Regions from separate parts of the Homo sapiens genome. Here region 2 is linked to region 1. The links are chromatin loops, found by intact Hi-C in ENCODE. Cell type or tissue: CD14-positive monocyte. All regions are shown on one strand. Each heading gives the region's core, and the rest is flanking DNA. Links, peaks and the distances in the headings are about the cores only.

Region 1 (17,203 bases), core at 3,240-11,239:
TATTAGAAGGGTTGAGTATGGCCCTGTTTCTGTTTCTGTTCTATCTCAGCTTCTCACCTTAGACCAAGAGCTCCTCAAGCTGCTAGGGGCATGGTGTCTCCTTTGCTGCACCTCCTTCCAGTATCTGGAGGAAGGCTGTGCCACTTGTACAGGTCCAGAAAAATAGTGCCACCACCAACCCAACAGACTCATCTTCTTCTTCTTCTTCTTCTTCTTTTTTTTTTTTGAGACAGAGACTGGCTCTATCACCCAGGCTGGAGTGCAGTGGCACGATCTCCGCTTACTGCAAGCTCAGCCTCCCAGGTTCATGCCATTCTCCTGCCTCAGCCTCCTGAGTGGCTGGGACTACAGGCCCCTGCCACGACGCCCGGCTAATTTTTTTTGTATTTTTTTAGCAGAGACCATGTTAGCCAGGATGGTCTCGATCTCCTGACCTCGTGACGCACCTGCCTCAGCCTCCCAAAGTGCTGGGATTACAGGTGTGAGCCACTGCGCCTGGCCTTTTTTTTTTTGAGACAGAGTTTCACTCTTGTTGCCCAGGCTAGAGTGCAATGGGGTGATGTTGGCTCAACACAACCTCCGCCTCCTGGATTCAAGTGATTCCCCTGCCTCAGCCCCCGAGTAGCTGGGATTACAGGCATGCGCCACCATGCTGGGCTAATTTTGTATTTTTAGTAGAGATGGGGTTTCTCCATGTTGGTCAGGCTGGTCATGAACTCCCGGCCTCAGGTGATCCGCCCACCTTGGCCTCCCAAAGTGCTGGGATTACATGCGTGAGCCACCGCACCCGGCCTCATCTACTTCTTTTAGATAACATTATTCAGTTCTGTCCATTGAATGTTAACGTCAGTCCCCTGTCTGTGTACCAGGCCCTGTAGGATGCAGAGATGATCTGGACCACAGTCTCTCACCAATAATTATACAAGGCAAGATGAGAGAAGTGCAGGACAGAACAAGGGACAAAGAGCTATGGGGCTATAGGGAAGGGAGATTTTAATTATGGGGCGGGGCAGATCATAGTGGGTTCTTAGTAGAGGTGATATCTGGTCTGGGCTTTGAAGAGTGAGTAGCATTATGATATAGTAGAAGTAGACGAGAGAATTCCATGCGGAGAGAGAGAGAGCAACATCGTGAAAGGCATAGAAGCAGGAACATGTGGTAAACCACTTGGGCCATAGTGAGTTGTCAAGTGGAGTGGAGTAGCTGAGAATCTCTGAATGCATGGAATGGTGGGTAAGGGTAGAAAGGTAGGCTGTACCACATCAGGAAGAGTTTTCAATATCAAACTCAGGAGAATTTTTTATCTTGTAGGCAATAGGGAGCCATTGAAGGTCTTTGAGCAAGGAAATTAATTACCTTATGTTTTCTACATTTTATAAAGATTATTTGGGAAGCAGTGTGGAAGTTGTATTTCTTGGGGAGAGACAGAAAGTAGGCAGAGCAGTTAAAGGAATGTTAAGGAACCAGAAAATGGTGCAGAGAACAGTAGTTAATGCACAGAAGGCACTCAGTACTTTTGTTGAATGAATAAATAACGTTGAAGTAGTGAAAGGGTGTTAAGTCATTTTAGAGGACAGACTCTGCCTGACTCTCAAGTCTTTGCCTTTGGGCTACTTAGTGAGTGGTGACCAACCACTTCCCAGTGAAAGGTGATACTGCAGGAAGGAGAAGGTGGTTGACTTGGCATTAGCTACCTGTATAAACAGCTGTGAGGGTCAGGGCACAAGTCTGGACTGGAGGTGTAGATTTGGGAGTTATTAGAACTCAGTAAAGATCTAAAGCAAAAACTTCTGTCATCCATGACCCCTTAGTTCATTCCTACTTTACCCAGCCCGTCGGCAAAGTATATGCAGAATCTGGCCACTACTCACCCCCTCCACTGTTACCATCCTGGACCAAGACTCCTTCATCTCTTGCCTGGATTATTGTGGGAGTCTCTTATCCATCTTCCCTGCTTCCATCTCACCCCAGCAGCCAGTGATCCTGTTAAAAATGGGTGTGATTATGTCTTTCCTCTCTTCACATCCCCCCTGGAATCCTGATTTTCCTAACAGGAAATGCCAAAATTCTTACAGTAGCCCGTAAGGCCTTATATGACTTGGTCCCCTTAAACTCCTAACCTCCTGTTATGCTGTCCTCTCTCTCCTGCTGCAGCCAGGCTGCCTCTTTGCTGTTCTTTGAAGCCTCTAGGCACACTTGTGCCTTCCTTCAGGACTTTATTTAAATGTCACATGCTCAGTGAGGCCTCCCCTGGGCACAGTGTCTAGAACTGCGGTCCCTGCTCAACACTTGCCATCCCTCTTCCTCATTTTATTTTCCCGATAACTCTCTTCCTCATTTCACCTACTGTATATTTTACATATATTTCTTGTTTATTCTTTGTCTTGCCCCACAGCGGGAAAGAGATCTTTGCCCTTTTGTTCACTGCATACCTCCAGTGTCCAGAACAGTGCCTGTAGTCATAGTAGGCACATGATAACTATTTATTGAATGCATGAGTGGATGGAAGCAATTGATATCGTGGAGGGTGGAAGAGCAGAAGGTAACAGCTGGACATCTCCGTCCACTTCAGCTTGCTAGCCTTGGCCTGGAGGTAGGAGCATGTCAGACTTACTATGGTTTAAAATATATATATGTAAGATGTATAACATGATGTCTTGATATACATATACATAGTGAAATAATTTTTACGGTCAAATTAAGCAAGTTAACCTATCATCTCACATAGTGACCTTTTTGTGTGTGTGGTAATGAGAGGTGACAGCGTGCTGGCAGTCCTCGCAGCCCTCCCTCGCTCTCGGCGCCTCCTCTGCCTGGGCTCCCACTTTGGCGGCACTTGAGGAGCCCTTCAGCCCGCCGCTGCACTGTGGGAGCCCCTTCCTGGGTTGGCTGAGGCCAGAGCCGGCTCCGGCTCCCTCAGCTTGCGGGGAGGTGTGGAAGGAGAGGCGTGGGCGGGAACCGGGGCTGCGCGTGGCGCTTGCGGGCCAGCGCGAGTTCCGGGTGGGCGTGGGGTCAGCGGGCCCTGCACTCGGAGCAGCCAGCCGGCCCCGCCGACCCGGGCTTAGCACCTGGGCCAGCAGCTGCTGTGCTCGACTTCTCGCCGGGCCTTAGCTGCCTCCCCGCAGGGCAGGGCTCCCGACCTGCAGCCCGCCATGGCTGAGCCTCCCCCTGCGGCCGTAGGCTCCTGCGCCACCCTAGCCTCCCTGAGGAGTGCCGCCCCCTGCTCCACGGCGCCCAGTCCCATCGACCACCCAAGGGCTGAGGAGTGTGGGCACACGGCGTGGGACTGGCAGGCAGCTCCACCTGCAGCCCCGGGACAGGATCCACTGTGTGAAGCCAACTGGGCTCCTGAGTCTGGTGGGGAACCTTTATGTCTAGCTAAGGGATTGTAAATACACCAATCGGCACTCTGTATCTAGCTCAAGGTTTCTAAACACACCAATCAGCACCCTGTGTCTAGTTCAGGGTTTGTGAATGCATCAATTGACACTCTGTATCTAGCTACTCTGGTGGGGACTTGGAGAACCTTTATGTCTAGCTAAGGGATTGTAAATACACCAATCGGCACTCTGTATCTAGCTTAAGGTTTCTAAACACACCAATCAGCACCCTGTGTCTAGTTCAGGGTTTGTGATTGCACCAATTGACACGCTGTATCTAGCTAATCTGGTGGGGACTTGGAGAACCTTTATGTCTAGCTCAGGGATTGTTAATACACCAATTGGCACTCTGTATCTAGCTCAAGGTTTGTAAAGACACCAATCAGCACCCTGTGTCTAGCTCAGGGTTTGTGAATGCACCAATTGACACTGTATCTAGCTACTCTGGTGGCGACATGGAGAACCTTTGTGTGGACACTCTGTATCTAGCTAATCTAAGGGGGAGGTGGATAACTTTTGTGTCTAGCTCAGGGATTGTAAAGGCACCAATCAGCACCGTGTCAAAACGGACCAATCAGCTCTCTGTAAAATGGACCAATCCGCTCTCTGTAAAATGGACCAATCAGCAGGATGTGGGTGGGGCCAGATAAGAGAATAAAAGCAGGCTGCCCGAGCTAGCAGTAGTAACCTGGTGGGGTCCCTTTTCCTTCTGTGGAAGCTTTGTTCTTTGGCTCTTTGCAATAAATCTTGCTGCTGCTCACTGGGTCCACACTGCACTTATGAGCTGTAACACTCACTGTGAAGGTCTGCAGGTTCACTCCTGTAAACCAGTGAGACCACAAACCCACCAGGAGGAACGAAGAACTCCAGACGAGCCGCTAAGACCTGTAACACTCACCGCGAAGGTCTGCAGCTTCACTCCTGAGCCAGCGAGACCACGAACCCACCAGAAGGAAGAAACTCTGGACACACCACCTTTAAGAACTGTAACACTCACCGCGAGGGTCCGCGGCTTCATTTTTGAAGTCAGTGAGACTAAGAACCCACCAGAAGGAAGAAACTCCCAACACATCCGAACATCAGAAGGAACAAACTCTGAACACACCGTCTTTAAGAACCGTAACATTCACCGCGAGAGTCCGCGGCTTCATTCTTGAAGTCAGTGAGACCAAGAACCCACCAATTTCAGGACACAGTAAGAGCACCTAAGATCTATTCTCTTGGCAAATACCCAGTATCCAACGCAATATTATTAACGAGTCCTCATGCTGTACATTACAGCTCTAGACTTATTTTTTCTACGTATCTGTACGCGTTGACCTATATCTCCCCATTCTCCCCCATCTTGTCCTCTCCCCTCTTCTGGTAACCACCATTCCCCTCTGTTTCTATGTATTCAACTTTCTAAAAACAGATTCTACATACAAGCGAGGTCAAACAGTATTTGTCTTTCTGTATCTGACTTATTTAGTGGAACATCTTCCAGATTAATCCATGTCATTACAAATGGCAGTATCTCCTTTTCTAAAGCTGGATAGTGTCCCATTGTGTGTACATCATTTTTTTAAAATTTATTTATTTTTGAGGCAGGGTCTCGCTCTGTCACCCAGGCTGGAGTACAGTGGCATGATCTTGGCTCACTGCAGCCACAACCTCCCAGCCTGAAGTGATCCTCTCACCTCAGCCTCCTGCGTAGCTGGGACTACAGTTGTGTGCCACCATGCCTGGCCAACTTTTTAAGTTTTTTGTAGAGACTTTTGTAAAGTTTTTGCCATGTTGTCCAGGCTTGTTTCGAACTCCTAGGCTCAAGTGATCTGCCCACCTTGGCCTCCCAAAGTGCTGGGATTATAGGCGTGAGCCACTGCACTCAGCATATTTTTAATTTTAATGGGTACATAGTAAGTGTATGTATTTATGGGGTATATGAGATATTTCAATACAGGCATGCAATGTGTAATAATCACATCAGAGTAAATGGAGTATCCACCACAATTTTTTAACCCATTCACCCATTGAGTGAATGTTAGGTTAATTCTGTATCTTGGCTATTGTGAAAGCTGCTGCAATGGAAGTTCACCATCTCTATGAGATGCTGATTTCATTTTCTTTGGGTATATACCCAGAAGAGAGTTTACTGGGTCATATGGCAGTTCTAGTTTTAATTTTTTTGAGGAAACTCCATACTGTTTTCCATAATGCCTGCACTAATTTACATTCCCATCAACAGTGTGCAGAGGTTCCCTTTTCTCCACACCCTCACCTACACTTGTTATCTCTTGTCTCTTTGATAACAGCCCTCCTAAGAGGTGGGAGGTGGTATCTCATTGTGGTTTTAATTTGCATTTCCCTGTTGATTAGTGATGTTGAGCACCTTTCCTATATATCATGGCTATTTTATATGTCTTTGTTGGGAGAAATGTCCATTTAGGTCCTTTTGCCCATTTTAATTTAATTTTTTTTTTTTTTTTTTTTTTTTTTTTGGAGATGGAGTCATGCTTTGTCACCCAGGCTGGAGTGCAGTGGTGCAATCTCAGCTCACTGCAACCTCTGCTTCCCAGGTTCAAGCAATTATCCTGCCTCGGCCTCCCAAGTAGCTGGGATTACGGCACCTGCTACCACACCCAGCTAATTTTTGTATTTTTAATAGAGACGAGGTTTCACCATGTTGACCAGGCTGGTCTTGAATGCTGAACTCAGGTGATCCTGAGTTCTGCTTTGGCTTACCAAACGGCTGCGATTACAGGCATGAGCCACTGCGCCCAGCCCTTTGCCCATTTTTTAATTGAGTTATTTAATAATTAAAAGAAAAGCCAGGCGCGGTGACTCACACCTGTAATCCCAGCACTTTGGGAGGCCGAGGCAGGTGGATCGCAAGGTCAGGAGTTCGAGACCAGCTTGGCCAAGATGGTGAAACCCCATCTCTACTAAAAATACAAAAAAGTAGCCGGGCGTGGTGGGTGCCTGTAATCCCAGCTACTCAGGAGGCTGAGGCACAGAATTGCTTGAATCCAGGAGGTGGAGGTTGCAGTGAGCCGAGATCGTGCCACTGCACTCCAGCCTGGGTGACAGAGCAAGACTCCATCTCAAAACAAACAAAAAACCCTTTTGCTATTGAGTTGTGTGAGTTTCTTACATCTTTTAAATATTAATCCCTTATCAGATATGTGGTTTGCAAATGTTTCCTCCCAATCTTTAGGCTGCCGATTCATTTTGTTGATTGTTTCCTTTGTTATGCAGAAGCTTTTTAACTTGATGTAGTTCCACTTGTTTATTTTTGTTTTCATTGTCTATGCTTTTGGTGTGATACCCCAAAAAAATCATTGCCAAGGCCAGTGTCAAGGAGCTCTTCTTTCGTGTTTTTTTTCTAGGAGTTTTACAGCTTTGGGTCTTTCATTTAGGTCTTTGATTCATATTGAGTTGATTTTTGTGTCTGGTGTAAGGTCAGGGTCCAATTTTATTATTTTCCATGTGAAAATCCAATTTTCCCAATATCATTTATTGAAAAGACTGTCCTTTCCCCATTGTGTGTTCTTGGTGCCCATGTTGAAAATTAGTTGACCATATATACTCGGGTTTATTTCTGGGCTCTATTCTTTCCGTTGGTCTATATGTCTGTTTTTATGCCAGAGCCATACTGTGTTGACTTGCTGTACTTTTGAAGCACATGCATTCTGGGGTTCTGTTCCCAGATCTCTTAAATTGAGGAAGCAGAACATGACTCATCCCTGCCTTCCTGGCATCCGGAGGGGGCTCCAGGAAAGTTGTGGCATCCAGTTAGCCGCTTCCACGTGAGTCCCAGTCCTGCTGACATGTAAGCCTGTCCCCAGTGTCGCTGAGCCAGCTGCTGTTCTCTCCACATCAGGTACAACTAATCTTAGGAATCTCATTACGGGTCGAGAAATAATCCTCTATATCTAGATTAAAGTCTGTGTTTTGACCATTACCGCGCACTGAGCATTGAGCCAACAGTTTAATTGAGCTGTTTATGCCGCTGCCTTGATCTCTTCCCAGAGAATTTACAGCTAATTCCAAGTGTCTCTGTGAATTAAGTGGGCCTCTCCCAACATGCTTTGCCCGGTGTTTGCCTGTTTCAAATCCCACTTGTCCTTGTGTTACCCAATGATGGGCTCTCACTCACAGCTGTCTCTGACCCTGCCGCTTACAGCCCACTTCCTCCCTGAGGTGGCCATTAATGATATGGTCCCAGAATGGCCATAACCCAGGATAGCTTCTGTTAATACCTACAGCAATAGAAAGGGGGGTGGAGGTGAGGATGGGGTGGAGCAGAGAGGTCATAAATTATGACCTCAGTGACCCCTTTGAAATCACCTCCAGGTGACTAACAGTCACCTCTAGCAAGAGGGTACATGCCTTTAGCGAAGTTAAGTGTAATGGAAGCAAAGAGTTCCAGTCTGGGGTCAAGACTCCTGAGTTCTTACCTGACATCCTCTGTGATCTCTGGGGCTACAGTTTCCCTGTTTGCAAAACGGGAGCTGGCAGATCATTGTTTTCCATTCAGGATAGTAGAGGTGTCTTAGGATAGGGCTGCCATATTTAGAAAAAACAAAACAGGCTGGGCATGGTGGCTCATGCCTAGCACTTTGGAAAGCCAGGGCAAAGAGGATTGCTTGAGCCCAGCAATTGGAGACCACCCTGGGCAACATAGTGAGACCTGGTCTCTACAAAAAAATAAAATTATGCTGGGTGCTCATGCCTGTAATCCCAGCACTTTGGGAATCTGAGGCAGGCAGATTGTTTGAGGTCAGGAGTTCAAGACCAGCCTGTCCAACATGGTGAAATCCTGTCTTTACAAAAAAAAACACAAAAATAAGCCAGGCGTGGTGGTGGGTATCTGTAACCCCAGCTACTTGGGAGGCTGAGGCAGGAGAATCGCTTGAACCCAGAGGTGGAGGTTGCAGTGAGCCAAGATCGCACCATGCACTCTGTCCTGGGTGACGACAGAGCAAGACTCCTAAAAAAAAAAAAATAAATAAATAAAAAAATTAGCTGGACATGGTTGTGCAAGCCTGTAGTCCCAGCTATTCAAGAGGCTGAGATGGGAGGATCACTTGAGCCTGGGAGGTTGAGGCTGCAGTGAGACATGATTGTGCCACTGCACTCTAGCTTGGGTGACAGAGGGAGACTCTGTCTCAAAAACAACAACAAAGGACATCCATGCAATAGTTGGGACATACTTATAGCTAATTCTTATTTATTTACCAGAAATCCAAGTATAACTGAATGCTGTATATTTTCTCTGGTGACCTTACTCAAGGGGCTGTGTACGCAGGGCCCTGATCTACAGGTGGGTGCTAAGAGAGCAAATGAGTTGAATTGCTTTGTAGCGATGCATCTTAATGGTCAAACTGCCTGCATCTGGCAAGTGCAGCATAGATTATGGAGGCTGCAAATCCACTGAGTGCAGTGGCTTTTTCAGTCCCAAACTTCAGACTGATAGCCGTCTTGAAGGCCACCACTGGAACCTGGGGCTTATTGGCAATAGGTCAAGTTAGGCCCATAAGAGTCAGAAGTACACAGGGGCATGTAGGGGCAGAAAGGTCTGGGTCAGAGAGCCTGAAGGTCTGGCAGAAGGATCTGTGGAGCTTGTAGGCAAGGAGGAAGTGAACGTGGGGAGAAAGGAAATCAGGCCTGGTCAGAGGACATCACAGGTCAGCCAGGTGCCAAGGAGTCCCCGTGTTCTAAGGGTGCCGGCAGAGAGAGAATATCTGCGGATATCTGCAGGGCTGGGTGGGCGGTCAGACCTTGAGGCTGTGCTTGCTTTGCTTCAGAAGCAAGTGGTGATCAAGAACACAGCAGTGTTTTTCTGCAACTGAGGAGGACTTAAATACTACGTGCCCACCAGCACCTTTAGGTTTTCTTCTATGGGGGATTAGCTTTGGGATTACCAGGTGCCCAGGATGTGTGATCCTCCTCTTCTTGAGAGAGGTCTGGAGACCAGGCAGCAGGGGCTGTGCATTATTTACTTCTGCCCACCCTGGTGGGTGGCCGAGTGCCTGCCAAGTGTTAGCCCCAGTGACTGTGTATGGGATTGAATCCAACAGACATTCACTGAGTCACAGTTCTTAAATCTCAGTTATTACCTCCGGCCTTAAACCACACCACCATGTGTAAAAGGGCACCTTTATCTTTGTAGAATCATTGCAGACTCTCCTCCTGCTGGCTGTGTCCATCTCTCCCTCCCTTCCACATCTTCCTGCAGAGCATCCTGTCTGTGCACAGAAGTCCAGATGTTAGACCCACCCAGCTCCTGGACCTGGGCTTTGTATACTGACGGTAACAATTGAAACAAAAGACATACCAGGCACTGTGGCTCACGCCTATAATCCTAGCAGTTTGGGAGGCCAAGGTGGGTGGATTGCTTGAGTCCGGGAGTTCGAGACCAGCCTGGGCAGCATGGCAAAACCCCATCTCTACAAAAAATACAAAATAAAATATTAGCCAGGCATGGTGACGTGTGCCTGTGGTCCCAGCTACTTGGGAGGCTGAGGTGGGAGGATTGCTTGAGCCCAGGAGGTCGAGGCTGCTGTGAGCCATGATTGTGCCACTGCACTCCAGCCTGGCCTGGGTGACAGAGTGAGACCCTGTCTCAAAAAAAAAAGGACATAAAGGCATTAAACATTGAAACCACCAAGATTAAATTTACCTGGGTTTACTTGTGAGTGACTTTATGTGCTAGGGTGCCAGGAAAACACCCTAAATCTGAAGAGTTTAATCCAATTTTCCTCTTTGTCAAACTAAACTTGGGTGTTCCTGAAAAGATGAAATATTACTTGAAGCCCTGCAGTTGGGAAAGTGGTTGATTTCTTCAGTGTTAAACCACACCAAAAAATGTTCTGATGCAATTTCCAGCCTCTCACTTTGGCTGTAATATTTAAAGGCAATTTTTAAAAGTCACTTTCCATGCATAATTTTCTCCCACTACACTTTGTTATTTTTTTTTCTCGAATTGAAATGGTTACCATGCTGCCATCTGAGGCTTTGCTAAGTGGGATGCATTGGTCTTTGCCAGAGCCAAGAAAGAGTTAAAGTTGCAAATGGCCGTCTGTCATCTTTCTCAGTCTGGGGATGGGGGTGGATATCGCCCAATTGTCTGTCCTTTTCTTCCCCTCCCTAGGGCTGAGTGCGGGATATCAAGTCTCCTAAAATAGCTCAGACCCTGTGGGGAGATGCCTGCCCTGAGCAGGAGCTAGCTTGGCATGGAGGATTCTCAGAGTTGGAAGGGAATGTTCCTGGCCAAATGGTCTGATCTCTTGGGCTGGAAGAGAGAGGAAGGAGCTCAGTAACCTTCCAAACCAAACATCCACTAACAAGCTCTTTCAGGGCCCTCAGGGAACCCAGATGACTGCTGTCATCTTCCTTCACCTAAGTGGCATCCGACAGAGCATCCACCCCCACAGAGTCCTCTGAGGCTGCTGGGCACAGTGCAGAGAGGCACTGGCAGATCTGGAGCAGAATCTAAGTGAGCATCTCCTCATTAGGATTTCTGGATCTCTTAGGATTTACAAGATACTATAGAATCATTGCGTATTGCAAATGTCTGAAGGAGAGAACTGTTGGTTTTTGTGGTTTTCCAGAGTCGTGGTGGGTGGAGGGGCTTCTTCTGCCCAGGCCTTCGAGCCCACTCTGATCCTTTCAGTCTTAAGATGCAATGATTGTTTGGGGGCTCTAGACTATGGACCTCCTCACTCCAAGGCTGGGCAGTGTCTCATTTGCACACTTTGAGTCAGGAGCTGGCGCAGGCCAGAGAGAAGCACTGCTTTCTTCCTAAGCCTCATGCTTTTATCTTTCTTTTTTTTTTGAGATGGAGTTTCGCTCTTGTTTCCCAGGCTGGAGTGCAATGGCACGATCTCGGCTCACTGCAACCTCCACCTCCTGGGTTCAAGTGATTCTCCTGCTGCAGCCTCCCGAGTGGCTGGGATTACAGGTGCCCACCACCACACCTGACTAATTTTTGTATATTTAGTAGAGATGGGGTTTCACCATGTTGGCCATGCTTGTCTTGAACTCCTGACCTCAGGTGATCCACCCGCCTTGGCCTCCCAAAGTGTTGGAATTACAGGTATGAGCCACCGTGCCAGGCCCGGTTTTATCTTTATGTACAAGTCGATTTGTATTTCTGTTTGCTCCTATTGACAGACATTTTTGTGGTAGGTATAGCCTTTGCATGTTATTATTAGGCACTCACCACAGGAATTTACTCCTCCAGTGGACCAGTTTTGCAATAAGGTAGCACATCTCCCACAGCCACAGTGCAGGTCAGGGGCACTCAGACTCGACTGTGCCTCGGAGCCACATAGACATCAGTGTTAGCATGGACACTCCCATGGCCACTCCAGGGAAGCTGACTCAACAGAGCTGAGTGGGGCTCAGGAATCTGAGCCACAGCCGATTCTGTTGCCAATGGGCTGAGGGACCCCACTTTGAGAAACTCTGGTTTGTGTCTGAGTTCTCATCTGTGATATTAACCAGCAAATTGTGGGTGACAAAATCTGGGATGGAGGCATTTTTGACTTTTGGCTGGTCGATGTCCCCAGCCAAAAGTCTGACATTCAGAGGATTGGCCAGCCTGCATCACAGGTAGGCAGGCAGGCTGCAGTCAGTGTCCCTGCAGGGGCGTCACGTCTCCATTGTGTGCCCTGCAGGATCCATAGTTTTTCTTATTTATCCTGAGCTAATCTCCCTCAGTGCCCAGTTGAATGGATTCTGCAGATGAAATGGGGATTAGGAAGGAGGAAGGGAAGAGAACAAATATGAACAGTGAGAACACTGTGCTAGATGCTGAGCTCCCGGCTTCACACCGATTGTGTCTGACATCACCCCCACAGAAGCACAGTGGGTTGGCATTACTGCGCACTTCTCCAGCTGAGGGCTCAGAGGTCCCACGGCTAGGAAGTGGCAGACGCTTTGTTGCAAACTCAGGCATGTTCAACTTAAAGGCCTTCCTCTTTTTTCCTTTCTCTCCCTTGCAGGGGTGGGGCAATGGATACATTTAAGGTTTTTTCCCTCATTTTTATTTTGAAAAATTTCAGACTATGGAAAGATTGTATGGTAACCCCCCTGGACCCTTTAATGGTTAGCATTCTGCCACATCTGCATTCTCTCTGTCTACCTTACCCAGCTACCTAACTAATTTTGCTAATCCATCTGAGAATTACTTGGGAACATTGTGTTGATTTACTTCTAAATATTTCAGTTTATCTCCAAGGAACAAGGGCATTTTCCCACAGAACCATAATACAATGATTACACTTGGGAAATTTCACATCAATACATTACCATTTAACGGGTATCTGGCTTATTTTCCCAATTGTTTACAAAATGTTTCTTATAGTATTTTTTTTTTTATTTAGGATTCAATCCAGGATCACTTACTGCATTTACTTGTCAAGTCTCTTGAGTCTCTTTTCATCTCAAAGAGTATTTCAGTCTTTTTTGTTTTTGGTCTTTTATAACATTGACGTTTTTTAAGGAGATCAGGCCAGTTGTTTTACAGAATATCTGTCAATTTGGATTTGACTGGTCATTCCCTCTTAAGAGCTTCATGTCAGGGGGACAGAGGCTCTACTCTTCTGATTATCTGCCACTGCCTCTTACCAGGTGAGGATGGAGCGTGGCTGTTTGTTGTTAAAAGGCCCGGAGTGGGAAAAAAAGCAGCCCAGTTTGGTGGGATGAATGTACGCTGTGAAGGGCAGCAGAGGAGAGCTCAAGTTCTGGCTCATGTCCCTGGCCGATTGACCTTGAGCCTATCAAAGAATATTCCTAGAACCTGGTTTTCCTCTTTGTAAATATAGATGGTTTTGGCCTTGCAGGATTATAACAAATATAAGTAAAGAACCTAGCACGTCACCTGATGCATAATCATAACTTCATAAATGGCAGCCACTATTAAGTCCTTAATTACAATATACCAAAATATCCTGCTTTTTCTTCCAACACACCTGTCAAATACACCCTTTTCTGTACTTTCCCATTTCCCCATTCTAGGGCACTTCTATTGCTACTGCCTCCTTTCTGTTGCCCTCATCCTTATCTGTCCCATACATGCCACCATGGGTTGTCCTAAAATGTGGCCCTTGTCATCATATTCACCTGGCTTCCTTTTTCCCCAGCACATCGAGTCTGTCTGGCACTCAGCACCCTTCATGGTCTTACCTCGTCCCCTACCTGAACATTTCTTCGACTATTTGCTCTTGATTTGGCTCCTAGGATTTTCTCCCTGACTTCCCTCATTCCCCATACTCCCACACAAGGTGCATGCATAAATCACCTGGGGTATAGTCACAAACAGAAACCACTCTAGGCCTTCCATGTGGAAAGGGATTTAATGAAGGCAATCAGGTGCTTGGAAAATCTGGACAAACAAAACTCAAAAGACAGTCTGGACAAGCCAAGGTCAAGGAAGGCCACTGGTTTTGTCACTAGCTTTCACAGATAGGGAATTTGAAGGAACTCGGAAAACTACTAGGGATGATCTCAGTTGCCTCCAATCCCAAGGCCTGAGATTTTCAGGAAAGTACCTAGAAGCTGCTGGAAAATGCCATGTCTGCCTAAGCCCAAAGTTTGACATTGCCAGAGGGGCAAAAATCTGGCTTCTGCCTTCTTTCTACCTTCTAGATCTTGGCAAGTGCTTCTCATGGGTGTTTTTCGATGCAGGACTCTGAAGACAGGGATTCTGGAACATGTAGTTCCCAGGCTTCTAGCTCCTGTGATCCAGGGGAGAGAAGAGAAGTGGGGTGCTGGTCAAGGAAAGGCTTTCCTTGGAGACAAGTGGAGAAGACATTTTCTTACTATTTCTTAGGGTCACAGCTGGAAGGATGTGAAACTGGTTGCCTTGGAAGCCATTATCCCTGACACTTAGAGGAAGCCCAGCTGTGGGAGGAGAGAATGAGGCCCCCAAACAGTGAAAAGCAGAGCAAAAGACAGAGCTGAAAAAGAGAGCACACTGATTATATTGTGCCAGCCCTGGATTTGAAGGCTTACTTTATGCAGTGTTCTCCATGTCCTTCTCAGTTATATCCATCCATACATTTCTTTTTCACTGTAGCTAATTTCAGTTAGATTTCTGTTACTTGCAGCCAAGAGGGTCTTAATGAATAGCAGAAGGGAGAGCATGTAAACATTGCAGAGTCAGAGTGTGGTGTGTGCTTTGCAAAAAGAACTAACAAAGGAATCTGAGCACCTAGAGAAGATAATAAGAAAGAGTTCAGCCAGGTGCGGTGGCTCATGCTTGTAATCCCAGCACTTTGGGAGGCCAAGGTGGGGGCAGATCACCTGGGGTCAGGAGTTCGAGACCAGTCTGGCCAGCCCATCTCTACTGAAAATACAAAAATGAGCTGGGCGTGGTGGTGTACACCTGCAATCCCAGCTGCTCGGGAGGCTGAGGCAGGAAAATCGCTTGAACCTGGGAGGTGGAGGTTGCAGTGAGCCAAAATTGCACCACTGCACTCCAGCCTGCATGACAGGAGCGAGACTCCATCTCAAAAAAAAAAAAAAAAAAAAAAGTTCATCTCCATTTTATCTTTTTCCTTGGAAATACTATTTAAACCATAATTCTACCTTAGTTATTACTTATTTTTAATTTATTTTATTTTTTGAGACAGGGTCTCACTTTATTGCCCAGGCTGCAGTGCAGTGGTATGATCTTGCCTCACTGCAGCTTTGACTTCCCCAGGCTGAAGTGATCCTCTTGCCTCAGCCCCCAAAGTAGCTGGGACCACAGGTGTATGCCACGACGCCCGGCTAATTTTTTGTATCTTTGGTGTAGACAGGGTTTCCCCATGTTGCTCAGGCTGTTAGTTATTGCTTCTCATGGGTTTTGTTTTCTTCCAGAATTCTCTTCTTCCTTTCCTTCTGTTTTCAAAAGACTTCCTGTCTCCCAAAGACCAATTTGATTATTTTCTCGCTGGGACCTCCACAGCTACATTACCCCATTTCTTAATTCTTGAAGTTCTTGGCACAGTCTAATTTGAACCACAAATTATTAAATTTTTGATGAGTGCTTCAGCTGCCCTTTATTGGCTGTAACTTCCCGCCATGGACTGCATCCTCATCCACAGATTGATCGCCTTTGACTGGTGCTCAAGAATCCTTGGGAGTTGATGGACTGATGAATCAAACGGGGAGTCTGAGGCTGCCATGGACAATTAAATGGGAGAGCAGGAGTGGAGAAGAGTTAGTGCTGCCCAAGTAACGGTCATCCAGGAATAAGGAAGCCTTTTGAGAAATAATAATCAAGCTGGCTCAAATGCACTTGGCACACATGGGGTGGACCCTGAGTCCCAGGTGGTGCACCTCTCCGAGTGGCCACAAGGGGGCGAGAGAGGGCATGGTCCAGGTGCCAAAATATTGCTGTGGCTGTGGGGTCAGCCAGCTGGCTGGTCCGCTAGTTGAGCCCTGGCTGGAAGGGGAATCTTGGCCTAGGTGATTTGCACAGGATAAAGTGGGCCTCCAACCAGAAGGCCTAGGAAGCAGCGTGCCTGGACCAAGGTTAGGAAAGCCCAAGGATGAACAGACGGATGGCAAACATTGATAAACATCTAAGAATAGGAGCTAGAATCTCCAAAATTAAACCAGCAAGTGAATGTCCAGTGACCCACATATTCTGCTAAGGATGGGGGATGACTCAGTGTCCTGGAGAAGGAAGCAGGAAGCCCAGGCATAGTACAGTGGCAAGGACTGAGTCTGGGAGGCAGGGGTCTGGAGTCTGATCTCTAACCTTGTAGTTCCTCAATCCTGTGTCTATGGCCCCTGATGAAAGCTCGTACTGTGTGTCCTTAGGTGATGACCTCTCCCTCTCTGAGCCTCAGGTGTCTCATCTTACCAAATAAGTTTGATGTCTGGAGACTGAGAGACCAGCCCCACCCTTGCACTGGGCACCATGATGACCAGGGTTCCTTTCAGTTTCAATGGTCTCTGAGTGACATGAACAAAACAGTTAGTTGGCTGCAAAGACCATGTCTTTCTCACTTCTGCCTGTGTACACCTGCTTTCTTTACAACTTTTGAGGAGGCCCTGGTCCTTTGGGACCAGGATTGTTCAGACCTTTGTAGAAGCTGAGCAGTATAATTTCTAGATGCACTGACCCATGACATAGCACACACCAAAATGCCCCCACATCCCACTGGAAATGCAATTCATTTTCTCTAAAATAGTTTTTGGGGGCATTTTAATAATTTTACTTTGAGGATTATTTTGCTAATTTTATTTTCAATGGCTGTGGTTTCTTAGAAATCATTGTGCATAGTTAGGAATTCCTTGAAGTGAAAGAATCTGCTAATTCTTTTCAAATATAAAAAAATTTACAGATACTAAGTATAACGATGTATAGAGTTGATGTAACACAGAATTTCAGGGCATTTCATTACATTTTGACTGTGGAATTTTCATTTTGTAACTTGGAGTCAATGAGAATTTTTGTAGTGCATGAAACATTTTTCGAGGCTCTTGAGAAGCTCGTAGGTCCTCTGTCCTCTGTCTGTGGCACCTGATGGGAAAAATCCTCCTGCTTGAGGCAGCTGAGTTGAAGTGGGGGGTCATTTCTTACCATTATTAGTTTTTGTCTCATGTCTTCTGGCCTGAGAGCCTGTGCAAGCTTTGAGTGTATCAACAAGTAAAGAACACCCCCTTTCACTTTCCTTTAATCTCAGAAACTTCATTTCAACATCTGTCTTTCAACTAAGCCATCATATAGGCAGGCATCAGGGTAGCAGAATCCCCCCAGCCCCAGGGATTTTCCTAAAGCTTGTCTCTCCCCAGTGCTCTCAGGCATACCGCAGTCAAACCAGACATCATCCCCATTGTCA
Region 2 (8,000 bases), core at 1-8,000, 47 kb before region 1:
CCACACCAGAATTGCGAAGAGGAACTCCAGCCAGAAGGCCTGTGGCACCTCTAACCCGGCAAGGCCAGCTCCAGCGCAGGCTGAGTTAGCTGAGGAGACATACTAACAGCCAGTGAAAGAAGTTAAGGAGTCTATTTATTCATTAAAACAAAATCCTTTCTGGCATCTCAGCAATTGACAAAATCAGGTCTCAAAACAGTACTTATAAAAGGATTCCATTTTTCTAAAATATAACATCAAAGAAATGTGTTTATATCCATAGAAAAAGGACCAGAAAGAAATGAAATACAGCACACAGATGCATGCTCTCTGCCTCCCTGGTCACCTGCCATTCCACGGGGTGGTAGGGTGAGGGTGAGGGGGCACCTTGCCTGCTGCTCCTCTGTGATCAAGCCCTCCAGGGCCAGGGCATGGACAAGTGGATACAGGACCACCGAGCTTCCCAGGCCCAGGGAACCCTCCTTGCTCCTGGAGCTTTCCCTTCATGGCCCTGGACCCCTTACTGCATCCTAGCCAGAAGCCTATTTGTAAACATGTAAATGATTCTAGTCCACCACAGCCTTTGCCTTGAAATCTCCACCAGGCCCAAAGCTTTCAACACCAAGTGGTCCAATCAACTCTGCCCAGCCCCAGCCTGGCATAAAGGGGTGTGAGTAAATGCTGGGGGAGTCAATGAGCAAATTAATCTACAGAGGGTCTATGGGGCCATTTCTCTCCAGGGCAAAGCCAGAAGTCCTACCAATAAGGGACAATTCATACAACAGTATAGACAAGCAAGGTTTTACTCAAGTGCTTGCCCATTTTCTGGCTGCATGACTTTGGGCAACTTACATGACATACTTGATCTCTCTGTGCTTCCATTTCCTCATTTATAAAATGAGAATAATACCAAGACCTACCCTCATGGGGTTGCTATGAGATTTTTTTTTTTAATTTGTTTATTTTTTAGATGGAATCTCGCTCTGTTGCCCAGGGTGAAGTGCAATGGCGTGATCTAGGCTCACTGCAACCTCCATCCCCTGGTTCAAGCAATTCTCTCACCTCTGCCTCCCGAGTAGCTGGGATTACAGGCACACGCCACCACGTCCAGCTAATCTTTGTATTTTTAGTACAGACAGGGTTTCACCATGTTGGCCAGGCTGCTCTCGAACTCCTGACCTCAAGTGATACGCCTGCCTCAGCCTCCAAAAGTGCTGGGATTACAGGTGTGAGCCACCACACCCGGCCTGCTATGAGATTTAAATGAGTTAGTATTTGTCAAATGCTTAGACCAATATGCATGGTAAGCACTGCTGAAGTATTTGATAAATAAGTAAATGTGTACACATTTGCACAGCATCTGCCCCTGCACCTAGATGTACACGTGCATGCGTGTACACAAGCAAGTATGCCCACACTCCCATATGCTTCAGCACAACAGCATGCATTGCAACTGGTTTTCTCCACATCACTGCGAGATGGATGTGGGTGTACTCTCACAGCCAGTGGGGAAAGGGAGAAGGGCTGCAGTCTGCCCTAAACCACAAAGTCCAGTGAGGGCATGACCAGCAGCTGTGGCCAATGGAACCAGCTATCTGGCTGGACCCAGCTATCACACCAGCTGCTGCTCCCAGTCAGAGAGCAACTGCCCACCCAACCAAGCCCACACAGGTCTGGCCTGGGGCAGGGGACCCCAGATCCATTAGTCCTGGACCATGTACAACTTCCCCCCTCAGAGATGTTGAGCCCCCAGAGCGCACACTCTGTAGACGACACAGCAAAATGAGCCCAGATAAACACCACCTGCCCACCTCTTTCCTCCAGGTATATAAGAGGCCTCACTGCTGCGATTCCTCCCACTTGCTGCTTTCTCTAACCTCAAGCTTCCTCACAAAGGGCTGCAGAGAGCAGAGGAAATGCTCTAAGTCAGGCATAACGGGGATTTTAAGAGGCCGGGCCCAATGCACTTTATTTCTGGGGTTAAGAACATTAGGTTCTTATTTTTAAATGCCAGTATATCAGGGACTGATGTTTATAGTTTCCAGGGCTAGCTTCACAGGTGAGTGGCCTGTGCAGTCGCAAAAGGCCCCTGCACTTGGTTTAACAGCCTGCCATCACCATTTGGAAATTCTTAATAATTTTTAAATGAGGGGCCTCACATTCTTATTTTTTGTGGGATGGGCCCTGCAAATTATGTAGCTGATCGTGATGACCCCTCCCCAAACACCAACATCCAGAAGTTTCCATGGGGAGCTTGAGGCCCAGACTGTAATCCCCTCCTCTTGCCAGCAGGGCACCATTAGCTAAGTCATTCTATCAGCTCCTCAATTTCCCCATCTGTAGAATGGGTAGAGTGGGTTGTTAGGGCCAGAATCCTGGATTTCATGGACTACTATACAAAAAAATTATACAAAAAAAAAAGGGGGGAAAGACAAGATCACGCACACTAAAAGAACCCAACCGCCATCTGTCTTCACCCACATTTTATGAAGGAAAGGGCTGGGCATGGTGGCTCATGCCTTTAACCCCAGCACTTTGGGAAGCCAAGGTGGGAGCATCACGAGGTCAGGAGATAGAGACCATCATGGCCAACCATGGTGAAACCCCGTCTCTACTAAAAATACAAAAATTAGCTGGGCGTGGTGGTGTGTGCTTGTAATCCCAGCTACTTGGGAGACTGAGGCAGGAGAATCGCTTGAACCCGGGAGGCAGAGGTTGCAGTGAGCCGAGATCTCGCCACTGCACTCTAGCCTGGTGACAGAGCGAGAGACTATGTCTCAAAAAACAAAACAAAACAAAATCAAACGAAAAAAGATAAAGACAATAACAATTTAACAGTAAAAAGGTAAAAAGGAAATTGAGAATAAAGCATAGTCCTTTAAGGTGAGTAAGTTTAGCTTCATAAGAAACCCCTAACCGTCCATTTTTCTAATTTCATTGGAGATCACCATGCTTTCTAGGGAAGCATTACCCCAGGTGAGTGTTTCAGTCCTTTTAGTATTACTTTAGAAACCAAGCCTTCCTATGATGTCAATGGTCTGGTGTGCATGTTATTGCTTAAGAGCACTGACTTTTCCAGACCCTCTTCCCACCCTGTGTCCCTTCCGCTTTAAGGGGACATCTGAGACCATCACGGGAGCTGGTTTCCATGAAACACCAACACAGCACTTGACAACGGCTGTATGAATCGGGCCCAGAATGGCCCTTATTTATTAATGCACATTGTAAAATCTCCTTCCAAATGCAAAGTCATAAATCACCTGCCACTGGAAACATTCTATCCTGAAAGGGAGGCAAAGGTATCTTGAACTGAATCCCAGACTTACCCATTTCAAAAGAGCAAACTTTGATCCACTGCTGATGAGTAAATCAAGGGGAGGCAGGCCCCTTGCTGATAACTTGGCTATCACAAGACACCTCAACCTACCACCCAGCTTTCTCTCTTCACCCACTTCTCTGTGAAGACCTGGGACCGGGCAGGACTCATGGGGGCTGAGTCCCAGAGCCTGGGATCCTCCAGTGCCAGGGCCCGAGAACCTCGGACCAGACCCTCCAAGCGCCTGAGTGTTCTAGAGGACTAGAACAGGCAGGAGGCTAAGGGACGATGCTTACAGAGGGGGCACCGCCTAGAGAGCACCTTCTCTACAAGCCAGGCTCTTGGCTCTGTGCTTTCACGTACATCATCGTATTTCATCCTTCCTAATCACCTCATTTTCAGATGAGAAAACCGAAGCTCAGAAATGTCTAGGAACCCTGCCAAGGCCTCAGAGCACAGAAGGCTACGCAGGTTTCAACCCAGGCCAGCGTCACCCCAAAGCTCTGGCTCTCCTGGGCTACCTACAGCCTGTTGTATGAGTTTCTAAGTCCAGGCTCCTTCTGGGCAACAGGAAGAGATCTCTGAAGGGAAGTTTGACAGGAAGAAGCAGCAGCTTTGCCAGCTTGGCTCAGTTGCGCCAACCGTGAGCAAAGGCCACCTGACAACTCCCTTAAGTCAGCTGAGTGCTGGAAGTCTCCCTTCCCCTTCCTCAGCTGCCCTGTGACTCCGGCACACCTGCAACCTGCCCTGCCCGGGCCACACCTGGGGAAGCAGTGCTTCCGCCTGCAGCCTTTGAAGCCTGGCTTCCAGCTCTCCTCTCCCTCCACCCTGTACCAGCCGTATCCCTCCTGCCTGGGGGATCCTACTTCCCCACATACCAAAGCCAGTGCAGCGTGGCACAGTCCTTGTCTTCAAGTTACACAGAATGAGCACCAGCGTTGTTTTGAAGTTGTCCCCATGGAGAGGCCCCGGACCCCAACACCAAACCTCTGCACATGGAAGCATACCCGTGCCAGGCAGAGGAGGGAATGACAGCCAGAAGGAAAACCTGCTTCTCTAGAAAGAGTGAGCCCTGGTACTGGGCCCAGTATGCACTAAGTACTAAGTGCTAAAATATGCTGGCTGTTGTTATTTTCAAACATGACTGTAAAGAAAACCTGATTTTTCTCATCAGAACCAGCAAGAAAATGGAATTTTATGGTAGAAGTGGTTCCATTTTCATCTGGTTAGGGTGAGACCAGCTGAATTAGAAAACCAAGCATCCACAATGCAGTGAGGACTGGACGATCTAAGGAGATGAGGCGGCCCTCAGGGTCAGCATGGTTAGCCTGCAATCACCCTCAAAGCAGGTGCTGGCTCCAATGGGGCATCTGGGAATAATTTAAAGCCTATGCTTTCCTAAGATAAAAGTGAGCACCCCATCACCTCTATGGGTGCCCCATGATCATGCCCATTTATCAGGGATAACACCAGTGACTGGGGCCAGCCAATTCGGGGAGGGGGCCCTTCCAACCCACAGATCCCAGAAAAATGTACTCCTTGGAGACATTTAAACCAATACCCCAGCTGGTGCGGTGGCTCATGCTGGTAGAATTTGGGAAGATCACTTGAGCCCGCGAGTTCGAGACCAGCCTGGACAATATAGGGAGACCCTGCCTCCACAAAAAATAAAAATTAAAATTAATCCAATGCCCTAGTTGACCAATCATTTCGGAAGGGCTTGGAGAGGGTCCACCTGAGTGGTCTCGTTACACTCCCCCTCCCCATATTTTTGTTATGCCCATCCTCTGATCAGTGGGCAACAGGATAAAACAGGTGGTCCCGAGTTTCCCATCTATCCTGGGTCCCACAACTAGAGCTGTTGCAGCCCCAGCCTCTCCATAACTCTCAGTCTTATGGACTGGCTCACGCAGGCCTGCTTGGTGAGTAAGGCAGGAAAGGCCCTCAAAGCTGTCCACAGCCTTTCCTACCCAGGAAAAAACTGCTGTAAAATCCTGACACCCCCCCAGCACCACCTCCTGGATTTAAGAAGGGGGAGGTGGCTTGGGTTTTAAAAAGAAAATTGGATTCCCATTCATGAATTACCCACACCGAGGGCACTTAACAGGTGAAACGGGTTCTGCCATTGATGAATGAGCTCGGGTAATAACGGGGCTCACCCTTCGCCATTAAAAATATTAACCTCATTCCTGGCCCAGCGATGTCATAAACCCAGGGCCCCTGAAGCTCTCTCTCATGGCCACACTTCCCATCTGCCTGGTGAGGGAGTTCAATGTGCACCTCTCACCCTGCGGGCAAGCCCTTTGGGAAGTGTACTAACGCCCCTCATAAAACCAACTGCAGGTAGACAGGAGGAAGAAATAATGTAATAACTTGCCACCTGTATGCAAGAATTCAGAGGCCTCCACTGCCTGGGACCTTTACTAAAGTGATGCAGTGCTCATGTGGTCTAACACAGCTTCCCACAGCCAACCTGACCACAGGCTGCAAGGACAGTGATAATGATGTTATGATCCACCATGAGAGAGGAGACTGTCTCCCTCTACTCTGTACAACCAAAGGACCAATGGAGAATCACGTCCAGCTCTTTGGGAGGTCCCCTGTGGCAGGGAGCTCACTACCTCCCCAAATACTCTGTTATACTTTGAATAGCTCTGTCTGATCATTCTTCCTGAAATTGAGTTGAAATCTTTTTGAGAACTTCTACTGGTTGGTTCTCATTCTGTCCTCTGATCCCACAGAACACGCCTGCATCCTGTGCCAGGGGTTGACCACTGTCTTGCATGCCCCCAACAGATACCCCTGAATCTTCTCTAGTACTTCATGTTTTTGGTTTGTTCATTTGTTTGTTTTATTGAGACGCAGTCTCGCTCTGCCACCCAGGCTGGAGTGCAGTGGTGCGATCTCAGCTCACTGCAACCTCTGCCTCCCGGGTTCAAGTGATTCTCCTGCCTCAGCCTCCAGAGTAGCTGGGATTACAGGTGTGCACCACCATGCCTGGCTATTTTTTGTATTTTTAGCAGAGATGGTGTTTCACCATGTTGGTCAGGCTGGTCTAGAACTCCTGGCCTCAGGTGATCTGCCCACCTCGGCCTCCCAAAGTGCTGGGATTACAGGCATGAGCCACCCCATCCGGCCTGGGCCTTGTACTTTAATTAAGGAGCGGTCACCAGGATGATAAAGAGCCCAGACTCTCCCCCACGTCTCATGGGCATAATTGAAGGGACCGAGGGGTATCTACTAGAGAAGATTCAGGGGTATCTGTTGGGGGCATGCAAGACAGTGGTCAACCCCTGGCACAGGATGCAGGCGTGTTCTGTGGGATCAGAGAACAGAATGAGAACCAACCAGTAGAAGTTCTCAAAAAGATTTCAACTCAATTTCAGGAAGAATGATCAGACAGAGCTATTCAAAGTATAACAGAGTATTTGGGGAGGTAGTGAGCTCCCTGTCACAGGGGACCTCCAAGCAGAAGCGGGTTGAGCACTTGGCAAGGAGGACCTAGACTGAGATCCTTTGCCACTAGAAACTCTATAGTCCTCCTGAGATTTTTATGGTACCCTGAAGCATAGGACTGGGGATAGGGGAGCCAGTGTTGAAGGGGTTGCTCCAACCTTATAAAACTGCATCCCTCCCTCTCACTTTCACAGGCTGCTCAGTGAGAGAGGTTCTCCACCTCTTTCCCCAGTGGCATGTGAAAGGTTGGGTGCCATGGGAGAAGCACAGAATCACATCCTGAAGTTCAGCAATGCCCACGGTGGGGTAGGTCTTGGGGACAGAAGGACAAAGCTCAGTCAGTGTCTACCTTCCATGAGTGGATAATCTAGGGAGAGGTCAGCAACCCTCTCCTGTAAATTACCATATAGAAAATATTTTAGGTTCCTGAGGGTCATACAGTACTCCTGGTTTAGTCCAGTGATTCTCAACATAGCTGCACATCAGAAAAACTCCTGGGGAGCTTTTACAATGCACCATGCCTAAGTTTGGCCCCCAGAAATTCTGATTTAAGTGGCCCAAGGTGGGGCCTGGGATTAGTATTTCTAAAAGCTCCCCTAGGAGCTTGGATACAATCCATCCAAGACTGAGAATCACTCTCTGGTCTCCAGCAGAAACAGGCGCGTGCAAAACCTCAGCATTATCCCCAGTGATTTCCCAAACCCAGCGAGGGGAAGTGACTCGCTCAAGGTCATACAGTGAGTCAAGAGGCAAAGAATCTGAGCCCAAGATCTTCTCCCTGCAGCACCCAGGCACAGACAGGCCCAAACTCCTGTTCCAGAGCTTGGGATACCAGGCCTTCTTGCTCAAGCCCTGCTGCCCCATAAGGTGAAGACCCCAGAGAAACACCAGCCACATTCGCCCCGACCCACTCTAACGCATGGGGCACTGCCCTCTCTCCAGACCAAACCTCAACGAGGTAGAACTAACAGGGGAATGAATTTCTAAAACAGCCACATTTTAACCAAAATTGCTAACAGTTTATTAGCATCTGGGAGGAACAAAAGTTAGGGCTGTAAAAACTGTATTTCTTCAGTCCTAACAAGCGCAGCCACAGCAAACTCTTTACCAATGACACCACTAAAGACTTGCCAAAACGTGCCGCCTGCCTAGAGCTCTGCCCACGCAGGACTTGGGCACAAGGAACCCCCAGAGCCCTTGGGAATGTTGCAAGAGCTTGGCTGAGGCTGGGTGGCCACTGGCGGCGATG

What was found. A loop is a pair of places that touch in the nucleus more often than their neighbours do. Peaks named below come from ENCODE experiments on the same cell type or tissue, not always from the same donor. Only the 100,000 strongest peaks of a DNase experiment are listed, where the experiment ranks them.
Region 2: it touches region 1 in a loop (3.0-fold over the local background); 4 of 110 quality-filtered maps call a loop at or near these places.

The regions. Positions count from the first base shown.
Region 1 is chr9:38,072,439-38,089,641 of GRCh38, forward strand. It overlaps LOC105376039 (a long non-coding RNA gene), which reads right to left and starts at 2,201. Exons shown (of 4, transcript XR_007061483.1): 1 at 2,121-2,201; 2 at 1,872-1,983. RefSeq lists a silencer at 15,534-15,828 and enhancers at 15,775-15,824, 17,167-17,203. In CD14-positive monocyte, for the core only: no CTCF peak of the experiment used is centred there; a DNase peak (open chromatin) is centred at 7,123.
Region 2 is chr9:38,028,564-38,036,563 of GRCh38, forward strand. All of the region lies in intron 1 of SHB (SH2 domain containing adaptor protein B), which reads right to left. Among named protein-coding and RNA genes, the nearest start is that of SHB, 37 kb to the right of the region's middle. RefSeq lists a silencer at 233-402 and enhancers at 1,579-2,078, 3,509-4,010. In CD14-positive monocyte, for the core only: no CTCF peak of the experiment used is centred there; a DNase peak (open chromatin) is centred at 7,468.